2 separate regions of the Homo sapiens genome follow, and region 1 is linked to region 2. A link is a loop called in an ENCODE intact Hi-C map of the cell type or tissue named here. Cell type or tissue: PC-9. All regions are shown on one strand. Each heading gives the region's core, and the rest is flanking DNA. Links, peaks and the distances in the headings are about the cores only.

Region 1 (5,390 bases), core at 229-5,228, 210 kb before region 2:
GCTTCCAAAGCTGCCATAGTGGAAAAAAAATACATTCTACTTATGGAGCCACAGAGGTGGGACGGTGGTAAAACAGGCCCTGCACACTTCACAAAGAAAGCTCTCTGGCTTTCTGCTACTAGATATTTTCCATAGCCACCTCTTGAGGAGTCCTTCAATAACCAGATCTTGGAAACACTTTTGCAGAATTACAAAAATTTGGAGTGAGAATTGACTTCGTCTCTTCTCTTTTACTTTCATCTGGCTTCCTACACCTAGCAGGTTTTCAGAATAACACACATAGTTAAAGAGAGCTTAGTGGTAAAAAAAAAAAAAAAAAAACCATATTTTCCACATAGAGTTTGATATCCCATATGTTGGTAAGTATGTATTTAAGTATGAGTGACATTCATTCATTCAATTCACCTCAATTTTCAATGTTTCACTTCCTGCCTTCTTTTTTCCTAGCTGTGCTCCCAAGCCAGGTAGAGAGACGTTTCCAGAACCTCATGTCTTTCTTCCAGTCCTTGTTTTCCCCCAACTCTCTTGGGTGGGCACTTCATTCTCTGGTGAGAAACAAAATAAATTTCTTTCTTTTTGAGTTCTCCAGCATTTTTTCTTGGTTCAGCCTGTATTATCCTTTAAGTAGTATTCTGCCTTTCCGCTGACCATGCTCCCCCAGTCTCCGTGTAAACATCTCTCTGAATTTCTTGCTGTCTTTGGACATTTTCTGTCAGCCTGGAACTTTTTCCTATATTTAAGCCTTTTCTCCTTGATTCTTGTTGAGTCTAGTGGCCAGTTAATAGATTCCTTCTGGTTGATCTTGCACCCTTTCTAATTAGATCAGATCTTACTTCTGTTTCTGACAACAGTTTTCCTGTTGCTTGTCAGTTTCCACCAACACCCTTTCTTTCCTCTTTCATTCACACACACGCGTGCGTCCACACACAGAGCAGTCAGCATCAGCAGGAGCATGCCCTGCCCTCAACCTGATATTTTTGAATTCCCATGTTGAAGCTTTCATCCCCTGGCCCCATTGCTCTTCGTTCTACCCTGGCATTTCTGAAACTATTTGGCATTTGATAATTTCTTCCATGCACAATGAAACAAAAAGAATGTGTGGATGAAGTAGGCAGGGGTCCCACTGCTACCAATCTGGTGTGATTTGCATCTGCCCTGGAAAGCATGACCTGGTAGCTGAGAACGTGTGCTATTTGCACCAGGTGCAGCCAGAGGCATAGAGAACAGAAGTAAGAGATCTCACTCCAAGCAGCAGGGCGCCTGTCAGGGATATAAATATTGCAACACCATGGTTGCTTGATTTTTAGGATTGTTTTGAAGTTTTGTGGCTGTCTTTATCAAGCCAGAGTAGCAATGACTTGTTAACACCATGTGAATATATGACGAGATAAAAAAGATAATATGAAATTTGTCATCCTGCACAAATATAATGACACTTCCATACCAAAGTGATGACTGTTTTTTAAAAACACCCACACAAATAGAGATACAAGTCATTTTCTCTTTTATTTTGTCTATTCCTCACCTTAAAAATGTTCTAGTTTATGTGACAGAGAGATAGTTATTCCTATTCCAAATTTATAAATCGAGGCTCAAAGGATAAGTTTATATAGGTGAAAAAAAATTCTCCTTTCAAGCTCATGCCAAAGAAATAATGATATTTTTTCTGCCTCTAAAATAAAGATGTTTAAACACTGTGTAGTTGTATTATGTGCTTCAAGTGCTTACTCTGCTAGGAGACTTTATTTCTTATTCTATTCTAGGTATAGAATATAATAATTATTTCTTATTCTATGCATAGAATAAGAAATAATATCCCCTCCTAATGTCTCCAGTATTTATAAAGAAACTCTCAATTTTTTTTAAAAAAGTGCCTTAAAGGCCTAGGTGAACATTTCTTTGGTAAACATGGGCTCTGAACTGTGAGCCCTGAGACTGAAGAACTGTCCCAGTCAGGCACAGCTTCCTCTGCTCCTGTGTTGGGAACAGAGCACAGGTGCTGCTGAGGCGGGCCAGGAAACTAGGAGATCAGCTCTCCTCAAGTGGTACTTTCTAAAAGATACGGTGCATCTTAATCAATGGAACCCTGCCCTCAATCACTGGGTACCACCTGGCACCTTTTGCAGCTGATTGTGAACACAGAACACAAAGGGATGTCCAATATTGCACCTCTCCCATCCCAACTTGGTCTCCCTTTGCTCCAAACAGAGTTGGCCTTTATGCAAGGAAAACTTGAAGTCCCCTCTGCCTTGGTCTCACTCCTACTTCCGCTTTTATCTCCTATCCCCACCCCAACCAGTATCCTTGATCCAACCTTCCAAGATCCCACAGGGTTAAATCCAGAGACAACATTTTTCTGTATACCCCCATTTTAATGTGGAGCGAGCAACATCAGTGGCTCCTGGACATCCATAACAATGACAATCCATCTCTCACCAGCCCTATCTCCTCATGACGTACAACTTGGATGTTAAAACTTCCCCTTCCCTCCAGGCGTGGGAATAAGAAGCAAATGAGGGGGGAAGGGGAAGACAGAAACCATGATGTCACTGAAGGCATTAACTTTCATCCCAATAGCCATGAATGTGAGCTATTATTTTTAAAATTAAAAGTAATAATAAATCAATCTATTTGTGCATTCATGGGATCTTAGTTTCATGGGAAGCCTTTTCTGTGTGTCTGTTCTATTTTCATTTTTGACGTCTGCCTTTTCACCAGAAAGCTACATCTATTCCTTTGCTCAAAAGAAGTGACAGTTACAAGAGACTAAATCATTAGTTAAAACCCCCCCCCATGAGTGATTTGCAGAATTGGGGTTAGAATTTAGAATCCCTGGTGTGTACTAGGTATTAGCCCAGGCAACCCTAATTTCAGACAATTCCCTTCATGGTTAGCTAAATTTTATGCTAATTCTCAAGACATCTATTCTGTGAGCAGCCCAAGAATATAAGAAAAAGTCCTTGACCCACTTAATAAGCCCAACTAACTGATGCAAATAGTGGTGGATGCCTTATAATCTGTCTTGTGTAGAACTGAATATTTCTAAGGCGAGTAACCAAATTCGACTGAACTTTGAGTCTTAACCACAGCTCAAAAGAACAGGTTGGATCCGCTGCTGGAAAAACTGGTTTTGGGCAAGATGGATACCTGTGTCTTTGCCTGGGGAGCCACACAGAAGCAACAGTAGGTAGAACAAATGTATCTGAGTGTGGTTAGTTGGTCTCTGTGGGTCTAGCAACCCTTCACATGGTCTGCAAGCAGTTTGATGGTTTCAGAGGAAATGCAAAGACACGATTTATTCACATACATTACTGAATTTGAAAGAAATGATTAACGATTATATTCTGAAAGAATCTACTTATTCTACAGGGACCGCCATGACTCTCCCTGCAGGTTCATTCAGGGAACAGATTTATCTTGACTAACTCATTATTGCCTCATTTGCATATTATTATTTACATTTGTTACTTTTCACATTTCATTGTTACTTTTCTAAGGTGTTATATTCTCGATTCACAGAAATGAATCAGTAGCTCAAAAGTTGTTAACTGAAGCATGAAAGTAGTGATGAAAATAGTAAAGCAAATACCACAACTTCGAACAACATTGTAAATATAAATAGTGAACAGGGCTTGGATGTGAATATGGAATGTGATTCTGCATGTGCTGAGATAACTGAGTTTCTAAATGTGATGAATTTTCACAAGCTAAAAAAGAAAAGTGCAAATAAGAACAATGGATGTCTAAAAATCTGATTTTGTTGAACCAAGCTTTTGTTTTTTCTTAAGATTTCAGTATTTCATTGGATATGAAACTTTGTTAGATAGCAGTACGGAGCCGCCAATTTTCAAATCATTTTAAAGTATACTCACCACACTAGGAAGTTTATCAATATTTTTTAGAACAACAATAAAATGATGCTTTCCAGCATTCAATGGATACATTTTCTTTTTGAAGGCTGAGAAAAGACCATCCAGAATTGCTTTCCTTATAGAAAAAAAAGCAAAACAAAAAAACAAAAATCTTGTTCCAGTCACAGTATACTGACAAGCATATAAAATTTAATGACAATATTATGCTTGGAGAGAAAGTATTATGAGCTTCTGGAAAAATCCTTTTATGAAAAGACACTGTTGGATGTCAACGGCATGGTAGCAGATATTTTGCTTTATAATTACTTGACACTAGTGATGTGCAGAATGTTTGAATCAGCTCTTCTGTAATAAGCAAAAGATACATAAGAAAATAGAGCAAACATTTACTGAAACTTTCCACTGTACTCTGTACTCTATCTCATTTAATCACCCCCCAAATTCTATGAAGTAGGCACTATTCTTATCTCTACTTGACAGCTAAGAAAATCATAGCTTGGAGGAGAAAATTAGAAGTAGAACTGAAATGCTTGACCACCAGGGCACCAACTCCAGAGACTTTGCAATCATATTCCACTGCTTATGGGGGAGAAAACTCAGTGGCTTTTTGTTTGATTTATCACCAAAAAATGTGCTAAAGGGGCAAGAGTATTTAATCTGAATGGCTCGCAAAGGTGCATTGGGATCAGTACTGAAGAAAAATACAATTATAGAACGCATCTCAATTACTAAAGTGTACTTTTCCAGCTTGGGTTCCCTGGGAAGCAACCTCTGAGAAGAAAATTAGCATTCAGGCCATCTATTAGTGAACGCTCTTGGGATTGATACCTATGACATAGAAGGGAAGAGATTGGCATGGGGCAGAGGGAGAAGTTGAGCAGTGCCATTGAAGGCCTCACTGACTTCTTGGAGATCCCTAGAGTAAGAATGGTTTTTGAAATTTTCCTATGTTTGAGCAAAGAGCCTTCATCTTTACAACCCTGTGAGATCATGCATTGGATGTGGAGGGCCCTTGGAAGGAGGTGTCACCTTCAGCAAGGCAGAGAGCTGACAGCTGAGGGTTATTTATCTTCCAACAGTGATCTGAGCAGGTGGATGAAAAAATAATTCCCTCCAAAGGGGCATCTCCCTAGACCACCATCCACAGTGCTCTAAGCAGAAAAGGGTGGTGGGTTGAGTTCTTTGCTTTTCTAGTCTATAATGTTCTGATTGTTGGGGAGAAAGTACACAAACTTTTAAGAAAATCTATAATGCTAATGGGCCAGTTAAAAGTTTAGTTAGTTTCTATGGGTCATGTATATTGTGCAGCTCGGCTACATTCAATACCTAGGATAATGCAATCTTCAGGGCTGACATACCATCTATTTTAGCTGTATAATAAATATCAAGATTTTTTTTCAAAAGCTATAGTTGAAATAGAAAGGATATAATTACTAACAATTGGTGTCTTTTCTAATTAAAAATGTTTGGTTTTTACTCAGTGCTAGAACACCCAGTGAGATGTGATTGGGTACACTG
Region 2 (5,390 bases), core at 120-5,119:
GGCCCCCTTATAGGCCATGCCTGACATTCATTGAGACCTGTGAATTTATTTCATTAGGAACACCCCGTGCTCTCACCCCAGAGAGTTCTGGATTTCTTCGGAGCAGATAGTCACTTCTAGGAGCAGGTCCTGCCTGGATGGATATGCAAGCATGTACTCATGATTTCAGGAAAATGCCTCTAAATTATTAGGACTTATGGGACCTAAAGATATCCTTGAAGTCACCATCCAGCCACCACTAATGTGACAGTGGATTCATAGACATGAGACACTTTGAAAATGAAGACTTCTGATTAAAGACTGACCTAGGTGTGATAATATGGACAGTGTGGCACCCAATCACAGGCTATGGAAAATGTGATGTTGTCAGGCTGAATAAATACAGAAAGTGGCAAAAAAAAAAAAAAATCCCTTTTTAGGTTGTGGCACCCAGACCTCCTTGCCGAACTGAGAATGGAAGATTATACATTTTCATTAGATGCTCTAGGTCTGAGAGAAGATCTTTTCATATTATCACTCTTCCATAATGATAAGTCTTGTAAAAAGCATCTTCCTAAAATGCTTTTACCAAAATTGACAGAGAAAAATGATGCTAGAGGCTTTTATTTCTCAAAGCTATGTTTAAACGCTTTCTCCAAGATATATTTGTTTTATTTTTAGTGTTTTCTCTATAACATCATCGATTATATCTGATTCCTCATTAACTTAGAAAATATGAGTAAGACTTGGGATTTTCATGTAGTGCTTAGATCCAGGGAAGAGAATACTGATAATTTTGTTTGTTTATGTTACGATGTCTTAGTAGACTTAGAATAGACTTCAGTTTTATCTTCTTTACTAGCTGGAGTAAAATTGATATTTGATGTTGAGCAAGAAAAAATTTATTTTTGAAAATGTCTTTCCTCATTTATTTGTTAATTAATTTTACAATTCTTTCATGATTTATGTTAGTTATTAAGATTAAGCTAATATCATCAACATCCCAGCATCATCATCAGTGTATGTATTAGTCCATTCTTACACTGCTATAAAGAAATACCTGAGAATAGGAAATTTATAAAGAAAATATGCTTAATTGGCTCATGATTCTGCAGGCTGTACAGGAATCACAATGCTGGCATCTGCTTAGCTTCTAAGGATGCCTCAGGAAACTTTTACTCATAGCAGAAGGCAAAGTGGGAGCAGGAGCCTTCACATGGCTAGAGCAGAAGGAAGAGAGAGTGGGGAGGCGCCACACACTTGTTAGCAATCAGATCTCACAATAACTCACTCACTCTCACAGTATTGTGAGAACATCATCAAAGGGGAAATCCACCCCCATGATCTAATCACCTCCCGCCAGGCCCCACATCCAACATTGGGATTACAATTTGACATGAGATTTGGGTAGGGACACAGACCCAAACCATATCACTGTCGTAACAGCTCTCATTTCTTGAGTACCTACTTTGTATCATTGTGATGAATACTTGGCACAGTATTTCCTTTAAGTCTTAAAATAACCTCATGTAATGGGTATTCTGGATTTTTCAGACAAGGAAACTCAGAGACATTCAGTAGTTTGCACAAGGCCACATGGCAATGTAGATCAAAGTCTAGACTGAATCTGAGGTTTCTCTACCCTCTTATCAGGGATCTAGATAGAGGATCATCTATATCCCTAATAGGCAAGGCACAAAGCCATTCAAGCAACATCAGTTGAATGCTTCTCCCGTGGTGTGCCTTGTGCTGGCTGCTGCCAGGAATAACAAAGTGGCAACTGCCAAGTCCCTGGCCTTAAGGCATACCCTGAATAAGGAGGTGGAAAATAGCAGATGAAAAGCTAACTAGAAGTGTTTCTCAAAGTTTTTATCAAAGTACCTCTTAGGACAGTAAAGATGATTCCGTAATTTGAAGGATCTACAAGTGTGGCCGCAAATGACTGCAATGTGCAGGGCCTATCTTTGAAGTCTTGTTTTCGATAAAAAGAAATGTTGCATTCTACTCCATAATACACTCATGCTGGATTTTTTGTTTATCTGTTTGTTATTCTTGAGACAGGGTCTCACTCTGTCACCCAGGCTGGGGTGCAGTGGTGCCGTCTTGGCTCACTGCAGCCACCAACTTCCTGGGCTCAAGTGATCCTTCCACCTCAGTCTCCAGAGTAACTGGGACTACAGGTGAGAGCCACTGTGCCTGGCTAATTTTTATTTTAATTTTTGGTAGAGATGGCGTCTCATTATGTTGCCATGCTTGTCTCAAACTCCTGGGCTCAATCCATCCTCCTGCCTTGGTCTTTCAAAGTGCTGGGATTACAGGCATGAGTCACTGCGCCTGACCTACCCATGCCGTTCTCATGTAAAAGTAAATTTTAAAATCACCTACCGGCAGGGCGCGGTGGCTCACGCCTGTAATGCCAGCACTTTGGGAGGCCAAGGCGGGTGGATCACGAGGTCAAGAGATAGAGACCATCCTGGCCAACATGGTGAAACCCCATCTCTATTAAAAGTACAAAAAAATTACCCGGGCATGGTGGCGGATGCCTGTAGTCCCAGCTACTAATCACTTGAACTCGGGAGGCGGAGGTTGTAGTGAGCCGAGATTGCGCCACTGCATTCCAGCCTGGGCGACAGAGCCGGATTCCGTCAAAAAAAAAAAAAAAAAAAATCACTTACCATTGACTGGAATAGCTGCTCACTCAGTAAATACTGCACTTTCTCCTTGTGATTTCACATGCCCTTGGCACATCACATTGAGGTTAACTTCACATTACACATTTCCTGATTTGAGAAGAAAGGAAGTTCTCAGTGATAAATTCCACAATGTTAAAGGGTGAGACTTAAGTAGCTAACCACAAAACTCATTTCTCTTTTAAGCACTATTCATCCATTCAAAAGTACATCTCTGATCTTTCTGATAATGAAACTCTTCTGTATCTTGACTGTGGTGGCAGAGACTCAAACTTGTACGTTGCGTAGAACTAAACATGTGCAAACACACACATAAGTGAGTGCAAGACAAATGGGGAAAATCTGAATGAGATCAGTGGATTGTGTTAACGTCAATATCCTGGTTGGGATGATGTATGGGTTGGGTAAGGCTTTTAAGACCTTACCACTACAGGAAACGGAATAGAGATATGCTATGGTGGTATCTCCTCCAAAAGTTATTTTGAAACTTAATCCCTGATGCAACAGTATTAAGACACGTGGTCTTTGGGGGGTGAGTAAGTCATGAGGGCTCCTTCTTGTGAATATGATTAGTGCTCCTCTAACAGAGCTTGAGGTTGAAGAGAGTCTTCCATGCCCTTCCATTCCTCCCACCACGTGAGGACACAGCTTTCATCCCCCCTGGAGGATGCAGCAACTGGCACCATCTTGGAAGCAAAGACCAGGACCATTATCAGACAGTGCCTTGATCTAGGACTTCCCAGTCTCCATGACCATGAGAAATAAATTTTTACTGTTTATGACTTACTTAGTCTGTGGAATTTTGTGACATCAGCACAAATAGACTAAGACAAGGTGCATGGGATCTACCTGTACTAATACTTAGAACTGTATCACAAAATATCTCTGTATTAGTCAGAGTTCTCCAGAGAAATAGAATGAAGTACCCTCAAAGAAACACCCAAAATAAGGTTTGAAAAAAGATGTGGGCATTCTGTAGCCCAGTGAGACTGACAAATAAGATTAACCATCATAACCTCAAAATTAAGTAAATAAATACATAAGTAATGAAATACATCAAAATATCTCAGAAAAAGGTTTAGTTTTTTTGAAAGTGAAAAAAATACATCTCTAGATTGAGAGAACCCAAATCTAGGTTTACATCTGGGTTTTCTATTGTTTCATTGGTCTATGTGTCTGTTTTTATGTCAGTATCATGCTGATTTGGTTACTATTGTAGCATATTTTTTCTCACCCCAGTTAAAATGGCTTTTACAGAAAAAGCAGGCAATAACAAATGCTGATGAGGATATGGAGAAAGGGGAACCCTGGTACACTGCTCCTGGAAATCTAAGTTAGTAGAACCACTATGGAGAACAGTATGGAGGTTCTTCAAGAAACAAAAACTAGAACTACCGTATGATCCACCAGTTCCACTACTGGGTATATACACGAAAGAAAGCAAATCAATAGATTGAAAAGACACCTCCACTTCCATTTTTATTGCAGCACTGTTCACAAAAGCCAAGACATGGAATCCACCTGAGTGCCCATCAATGGACAAATGGATAAATAAAATGTGGTATATATACACAATGGAATATTATTCAACCATAAAAATGAATGAAATCCTGTCATTTGTAGGAACATGGATGGACCTGGAGATCATTATGTTAAGTGCAATAAGCCCAGCACAGAAAGACAATATCGCACGTTCTCACTCACAAGTGGGAACTAAAAAATGGATCTAATGAAGAATGAGTAGACTGGTGGTTACAAGAGGCTGGGAAGGATAGGCAGTAGAAGGGGATGAAGAGAAGTTGATTAATGGGCACAAAGATATGGTTTGGTAGAAAAAAATAAGACCTAGTGCTAGACAGATTAGCAGGGTGACTATTGTTGATAATAATGTATATTTCAAAATAGCTAGAATAGAAAAATTTTGATGGTTATTGCAGAAAGAAAAGACAAATATTTAAGGTGATAGATATCCTAAGAACTGCAATATCCCAAGAAATTATCTGATCTTTACAAATTATATGAATGTATTAAATTATCTCATGCACCTCCAAAACTATGTACATTTATTATAGTCTGCATCAATAAAAATTAATTAATTAAATTAAAAACATTTTTTTAAAAAGATAAACCAAATCTAGACTGCTTTAGATATTGAGATCCTGGGCTTCGAATTTGATACCATGATTAGATAAGACTTTGGAGATCTTAGGATGGGGGTAAGTTTATTTTTCATGTAGAAGGGAGTTGAATAATTGTTCCTAAGAGTGTGGACAGTAGTATATTAAATAATTGTCCCTAGCTCTTCACTATTCTCTGCAATCACATCCTTTGCCATGTGACCTAGTAGCTCTTTCCGCTACTGTCAAATGTTTCCTCTTGCCCCTTGTCTTTAGCCTCTACCATAGGGCTTACTTTGGCCAATGGGATATTAGCAAATATAATACAGAGGCCTGAAATATGTTTACAACAATCACCTGAATGCTGGCCATGGCCTGGAGCCAACCCCAGCTTTGGAGCCTTAATCAGCTGACTCTGCTGACTACAGAAACATGAGCAAGAATAAATGATTGTTAAGCTATTGAATTTGGGGCCAGCTTGTTTCATAGAAAGATCTTCCCAACCTAAAATATTATTATTTTATTTCATAAAAACTTGAGTACCTACTCCATACCTGGAACTGTGTTATCTGCTGGAGGTATGATCATAAATAAAATGGACATG

What was found. Peaks named below come from ENCODE experiments on the same cell type or tissue, not always from the same donor. Only the 100,000 strongest peaks of a DNase experiment are listed, where the experiment ranks them.
Region 1: a loop joins it to region 2, with 3.0 times the contacts of the local background. A loop is called at or near these places in 1 of 110 quality-filtered maps.

What each region holds. Positions count from the first base shown.
Region 1 is chr2:221,846,210-221,851,599 of GRCh38, reverse strand. No RefSeq gene overlaps it. Among named protein-coding and RNA genes, the nearest start is that of EPHA4, 280 kb to the right of the region's middle. In PC-9, for the core only: no CTCF peak of the experiment used is centred there; DNase peaks (open chromatin) are centred at 1,399 and 3,089; H3K27ac peaks cover 655 bases.
Region 2 is chr2:221,638,977-221,644,366 of GRCh38, reverse strand. LOC105373899 (a long non-coding RNA gene) reads right to left here. Exons shown (of 8, transcript XR_923942.1): 2 at 2,655-2,759. Among named protein-coding and RNA genes, the nearest start is that of EPHA4, 69 kb to the right of the region's middle. In PC-9, for the core only: no CTCF peak of the experiment used is centred there; a DNase peak (open chromatin) is centred at 2,716.